2 separate regions of the Homo sapiens genome follow, and region 2 is linked to region 1. A link is an interaction called in ENCODE POLR2A ChIA-PET data of the cell type or tissue named here. Cell type or tissue: Caco-2. All regions are shown on one strand. Links, peaks and the distances in the headings refer to the core of each region. The heading gives the core; the rest is flanking DNA. Region 1 has its middle 64 kb from the start of SH3RF1. Region 2 overlaps SH3RF1 (SH3 domain containing ring finger 1).

Evidence for each region. Peaks named below come from ENCODE experiments on the same cell type or tissue, not always from the same donor. Only the 100,000 strongest peaks of a DNase experiment are listed, where the experiment ranks them.
Region 2: POLR2A ChIA-PET joins it to region 1 with 9 read pairs; 2 of 35 experiments call an interaction of 5 or more read pairs at or near these places.

Annotation. Positions count from the first base shown.
Region 1 is chr4:169,333,150-169,336,067 of GRCh38, forward strand. No RefSeq gene overlaps it. Among named protein-coding and RNA genes, the nearest start is that of SH3RF1, 64 kb to the left of the region's middle. RefSeq lists an enhancer at 2,004-2,681. In Caco-2, for the core only: no CTCF peak of the experiment used is centred there; a DNase peak (open chromatin) is centred at 1,462.
Region 2 is chr4:169,255,219-169,258,136 of GRCh38, forward strand. The region is part of intron 2 of SH3RF1 (SH3 domain containing ring finger 1); the gene reads right to left. Among named protein-coding and RNA genes, the nearest start is that of SH3RF1, 14 kb to the right of the region's middle. In Caco-2, for the core only: no CTCF peak of the experiment used is centred there; no DNase peak of the experiment used is centred there.

The DNA of each region.
Region 1 (2,918 bases), core at 285-2,784:
AAAGAGTGCTTTCATTAATGAGTTATATCTGCTAGGGGCATGGGAGCAGGGAGTGGCAGGATGAATGCCACCTATCTGCTGCCCCTGTTCTAATGGCTGTCCACAGGTGTGACATAAGATATAAAAATTAATAGTAAGCTGGGCTTAAAGGGCCTGGCCTCCTTGAAGCTTTTAAGGGACTCAATTCCACAATACCCAGTGATATATGACAGTGGACTTAGCTTATGAAGTGCTTGCCCCAGACACCAGTGATCTGAAATTGTCCAAAACTCCAGAGAATGGCAGACTAAACACAGGCGAATTGTGTAATCAAGTGGCAAACTGCCCGAGCGATGATCTTTCTAGGTGTGAACACACCTAGCTTCACTGCCTTATCAGAGTTGGGCCTGCATAAACCTTTGCCGTTCTTTGTTAGATCTGGCTGGGATCTTTGCCCCCACACTCCCACTCTCCCCTTACCCAAAAGAGGCTTAGCCCTCCTCATTCCTTGTTCATCATTCTGCACAGGGTTGGGGGGAAGTGACACAGGCCTGTCCATTCTTAGTTCAGAAAGTGGTCCCCAAATGGTATGTGACCTCAGTTGGAATTTTATATACAAGCACTTGAAGGAACCACTTTCTCTAGAATCCAGAATTGGGACTGGGATGATGAAAGCCTGGAACTCTCTGATGCCTCCACCATAATGAAGACATCCATGTGTATTGGGAGAGAAGGAAGCTGACAGAGAAAAGCAGAGGCGAGAGAGAGAAAGAGAGAGAGAGAGGCAGAGGCTAAGAAAGAGAGAGGGGACACCTGCTGACATCTCTGGAGTTTCTTGAACTTTTGATATGTACTCCATTCCTGGACTTGATCATATGAGTCAGTACATTCATTTGAAATTGAACTATTTTGATTTGGGATTGTGTCTCTTAAGACTGAAGGAGTCTTAACAAATACAATGGCAACTGCTTTTGTTAACTGTCAATGTTGGTTGAGACTGGTTGGTTTGCCTCTCCATTTTAGAGATGTCAAAGGAAAATAAATCTTGGGACCCCAAAATCACTAAGCCAAGGGGAAAGTCAAGCTGGGAACTATGTCAGGCAAACCTGCCTCCCATGTTATTTTTAAATAAGACCGCTACAAAATAAAAAGCTACATATCTCCTTCACAATTTGGCCACAAGGAAATTCCTTCTGGACAAAGGACAGACAGAACTCAAAGTCATCCCTCTGAGTCTCACCTGAGACAAATGCTTATCTGAGTGCTTCCTCTGCCCTATTGTTTAGGTGAAAATGCAGATTCACTGAGCCAGACTAAATTGTGTATTCAGTGCAAAGCTGATCAAAGACTCAAAAGAATGCAACCTTTTGTCTCTTATCTCCTTATGACCACCTCAAGTTGTCCTGCCTTACTAGACCAACCCTATGTCTCCCTAGAATGTGTAAAAGCAAGCTGTACCCTGACCACCGTGCGTATACGTTGTCAGGCCCTCCTGAGGCTGTGTCACATGTGCGTCCTTAACCTTGGTAAAGTAAACTTTCGAAATTGATTGAGACCTGTCTCCAATACCTTTTGGTTTACAGAGGAGATTCATGATTCATGAACAGAGGCCTGTGTTGCTCCCATTGCCTCTGAGCCTCTCCAGAGGTCCCAATACATCCTCCCTCGCCCTCAGCCATGCTGCCTACAGGGAATGGAAGTCACAGAATGAATGTGTTAAGAGGAGACTCCTGCAGGTGGGTGGCAGGGTCTGTGGCTGAGAAGAGAATTCTACTACAGTGTGGAGTGCCCTTCTGGTTAGTTCTTCCTCCCCACCCTAAAGTGGGAAATATTTTCCCACTTCTTTATAGCCATCTTTTTTCTTCAATTCAAAAGGCAAAGTGTACATACATAGAAATTTATTTCTCAATTCAACCCACAAAGATGCAGTTTCCCAGAGTTTAGCATATAGCTTTCAGTCTATAATGTTGCCAATTGGTCTTCTGGGTCTCTCCATGAGTGATTTAATTAAAAAGAAAGGAAAGATGAATAGAGTACTGTTGGTTTGCAACAGTGACGATTTGGAAATTCCTGGGCAGGTACATTTCCACGGCATGGTAAGGATTCTGGGAAGAACAGCGCTTTGGCACTGCCTGTGCGGCCCAAGGCAGCTGGAAGGGGTCCTACAGATCCTGGGGAAAGGCACTAAAACAAGAAAAGGAGTGGGTGGTGCCAGAGACAAACTTCAACAGTTTCCTGACTTTGCCTACAGCCCGCCCTGACTGGTTTAGGCTTGTTAACGAAAACATTCTTCCTATTCCTTTCTCCTGCCTAGTTTTGAATGATGACAGTGCTGTAGATATGATGCCTTTATGACATTTAACCACAAATGGCACCAATTAGTCATCTCATAAAGCTCAACAGCGCCAGGACTATCCTTTATCTCAGCTCTCTGGGGCTGGGAGTGGGAGATCGGAGTAGAATATGTGTCTCTAGCCTGAAGAAAAGTTGTCAACAAATCAGTTCTTCATCTAATCTGAGGTGACAAGTGGGGTGATGTATTCCAGCTAAAGCATTCTTGGCTCCAGATGACTTTGTAAAGATAATAAAATGTGTTCATGTTCACATGTTCGTCAATGTCTCCAGTTCTGGCCTCGGCAGCTTTTCAGAGGCAAAAACTTCCCTCTTTTATTCCCTGTCCTAACTGATGAAAAGGTGAAGTGTTGTAATAGATCAATCTCTTTACAATCTATCTGCTTTTTGACCGATAATGCTGACATAATTTTAGGGAATTGTAAGAGAGGAGATAGCCTTAAATTAGGCATTTACAGGGGACGGAGAGAGAGGTAAAGTGGTACTTACAGCTTCACTGCAGGAGATTTAAGAACAATATCTGTCGATCACTGTGAAGAGTCTGAGATTTAACCTACATTCAATTTCACAAGTTAACCTGCCATAGT
Region 2 (2,918 bases), core at 309-2,808, 78 kb before region 1:
TTAGCTACAAAATCAGTACGTGAATATTTTAACTATAAATAGAAACTCCATTAAAAAATATATAAATTTATTGAAATTTGAAGCATAGCAAGGCTCTTCACTGTTGCAGCATTTGCAAAATGCATCAGTAAAGTACATAAATGCATTTGTTTATATCTGTTTATATATGTCACAATTTTTTTAAAAGGGAAATCAGCTGCTCTAGATATGAGCTATTAAAAAATAACCAAAACATGGAAAAACTGACCAGTAATAACTACTTAAGCCACATAATCTTAATGGTATGGAAGTGAGGGGAAGGGTGGGCAAGGTTGGGGAAGGGTAAGCAAAAATCAGTCACAAAGGAATAAAACACTACACACATGTGCATATGCATGGATACATACACACATACATACACACATACACACACACACACACACACACACACACACACACACACACAGAGTCCAGATAGATCAACTGACCCACCCATCCATCCATCTATCCAACAGTGCATTAAAACATCCATGTTTTAACAATGGGCATAATAATCTTTCCTAACATTACTTTTTTTTTTTCTTTTTGAGTCAAGAGTCTCGTTCTGTTGCCCAGGCTAGAGTGCAGTGGCGTGATCATGGCTCACTGCAGCCTCGACCTCCTGGATTCAAGCGTTCCTCCCCCCTCAGCTTCTGAAGTTGCTGAGAGAGCAGGCACGAGCCACCATGCCAAGCTAATTTTTTTGTTTTTGGTAAAGATGAGGTTTTGCTATGTTGCCCAGGCTGGTCTCAAATTCCTGGGCTCAAGCAATCCTTCCGCCTGAGCCATCCAAAGTTCTGAGACTATAGGCGTGAGCCACCATGCCTGGGCTCCTTAAATTTTAAAAATTAGGACTGCACTACAAAGCACATCTAGTTTCCCTTACGGAAAGTCTTAGGAGTCTAAGTCTTTAGTAATATGCTAAAGAAATAACTAAATTGAATTTTTTTAAAATTACTTGAGCTATTATTTTCCCCAATCACAGGGAAGGAGGCAGAGAAGGAAGAAAGGGAGGGAGGCAGGGAGGGAGAGAGAAAGGGAGAAGGGAGGAAGAAAGGGAGGAAGGGAAGGAGGAAGGAAGGGAGGGAGAAATAGAGGGAGGGAGGGAGTATAGATAATGTTGCTCTCCATTTCCTTTTACAGATGAGGCCCAGAGAAGCTGACTGACTCAACCAGTGTCACACTATAGTCGTAAAACCAGAACTATCTTATGTAGTCACTAATTTATGAACAGCTTGGGTATCTGAAGTTTAAGCCAGCTGTTTAAAACAGAACGAAATGTTCTATGGTATTAACATATAAGTGTTAATTAATTAAATTACCAGACTACATACACACCAATAGTCTGTTTTGTTTGTTTCTTTCCTTCTTTCTTTTAGAGACAAGGTCTCATTCTGTCACCCAGGCTGGAGTGCAGTGACAAGATCACAGCTCACTGCAGCCTCAAACTCCTGGGCTCAAGCGATCCTCCAGCCTCAGCCTCCTGAGGAGCTCGGACTACAGGTGCATGCCACCATGCCCAGCTAATTTAAAAAAAAAATTTAGAAGGGGGATGGGGATCCGACTATGTTGCTCAGGCTGGTCTCAAACTCCTGGCCACAACTGATCCTCCCACCTTGGCCTCCCAAAGCACTGGGATTACAGATGTGAGCCAATCCACTTGCCCCAGAGTTTATTTTACAATATAACTGTGATATGGTATTAAAAGTTCTAATTTCTAGAAAGAGGGAAAACTGAAGATACTAATGTTTACTGAGCATGTACTAGGTCTTGGGCATTTGAGATTCCTTATCTCATGTAATCCTCACAAACTTGGAAAGCAGCTCTTCATCATTCTACAAATGAAGAAATTAGGTAAGGAAGTAACTTGCCCAAGAGCCACACAGATAACAAGGAACAGAGGAAGTTCTGCCTGATAATAAATCTCCTGCTTTTCCTATTACCAGACACTTTCTGTCCAGCAGGAATCACAGAGCACACAAAAAAGGAACATTCAGAGGAAGAAATTAATTCCTCTGCATTTCCCCTGAACACTTTTGAAAAGTTCTGTACTCTCTGGCATCTCCCCTATGCTTAATGAATCCTGTTTTCTATATCCTGTGCTCATTCACACTGCTCTCAGCTAGGGTAAACTTATGGCCCTGTTCGCCTCAGACAGTCCTGACTTACTCCTGTTGACTCTGCAAAATTATCAACAACATCCTTTTCACTCTCAAAAATGTCCCAGGGTAGAGGATAAACGACATGGTCGCTCTGTCTAAACCCCTCACTACAGCTTCCCCCATCCAGGCTTGCCTGACCTCAAAGCAGCTCAGTTACCTGCCTCCCCGCTCTTTCAGCATAATAAATGCCCTGTCCATCAAAGTAGGGGTTCTCACATCAGTAAAAACTGAGAAAAGAAATATGGTTAGGTAATTCTAAATATGGTTCTAAAGTGCAGGACATTTTAATATGCAGACAATCTCTAATTGTTGGAATTTCAAGCAGTGTAACAACTTTAGATGAAGATAATAATCTGGCAGAACAGAGGTGGATAATTCTAGCAGATGAGATCTAGCAAGCAAACCAGCCCTATTTAGAGCTTAATCCAAAGTCAGGCTCCCTAAACTGTCCTTGCTTTTCTGCTCTACCTCACTTCTAAATCTAACAGTTCATCTGAAGGCTCCTGTGGCAGGCACAGTGTGGGCTTCTAAGGGAACATTAAAGGCAGATTACTGGTGTCAATGGGCAAATGTGAGAGCCACATGTCACCTCAATGCACCAAGATCATATCCAGGTGCCAATCTGAGTTTGTCCTAAATGTTTGATATCAAAGTTGGCTTTTGCTACGGTAATTACTTTTTAAATTTCAGGGCTACAAAAGAACTCAGATATCAGAAAAGCCTCATTTTATAAAAGAG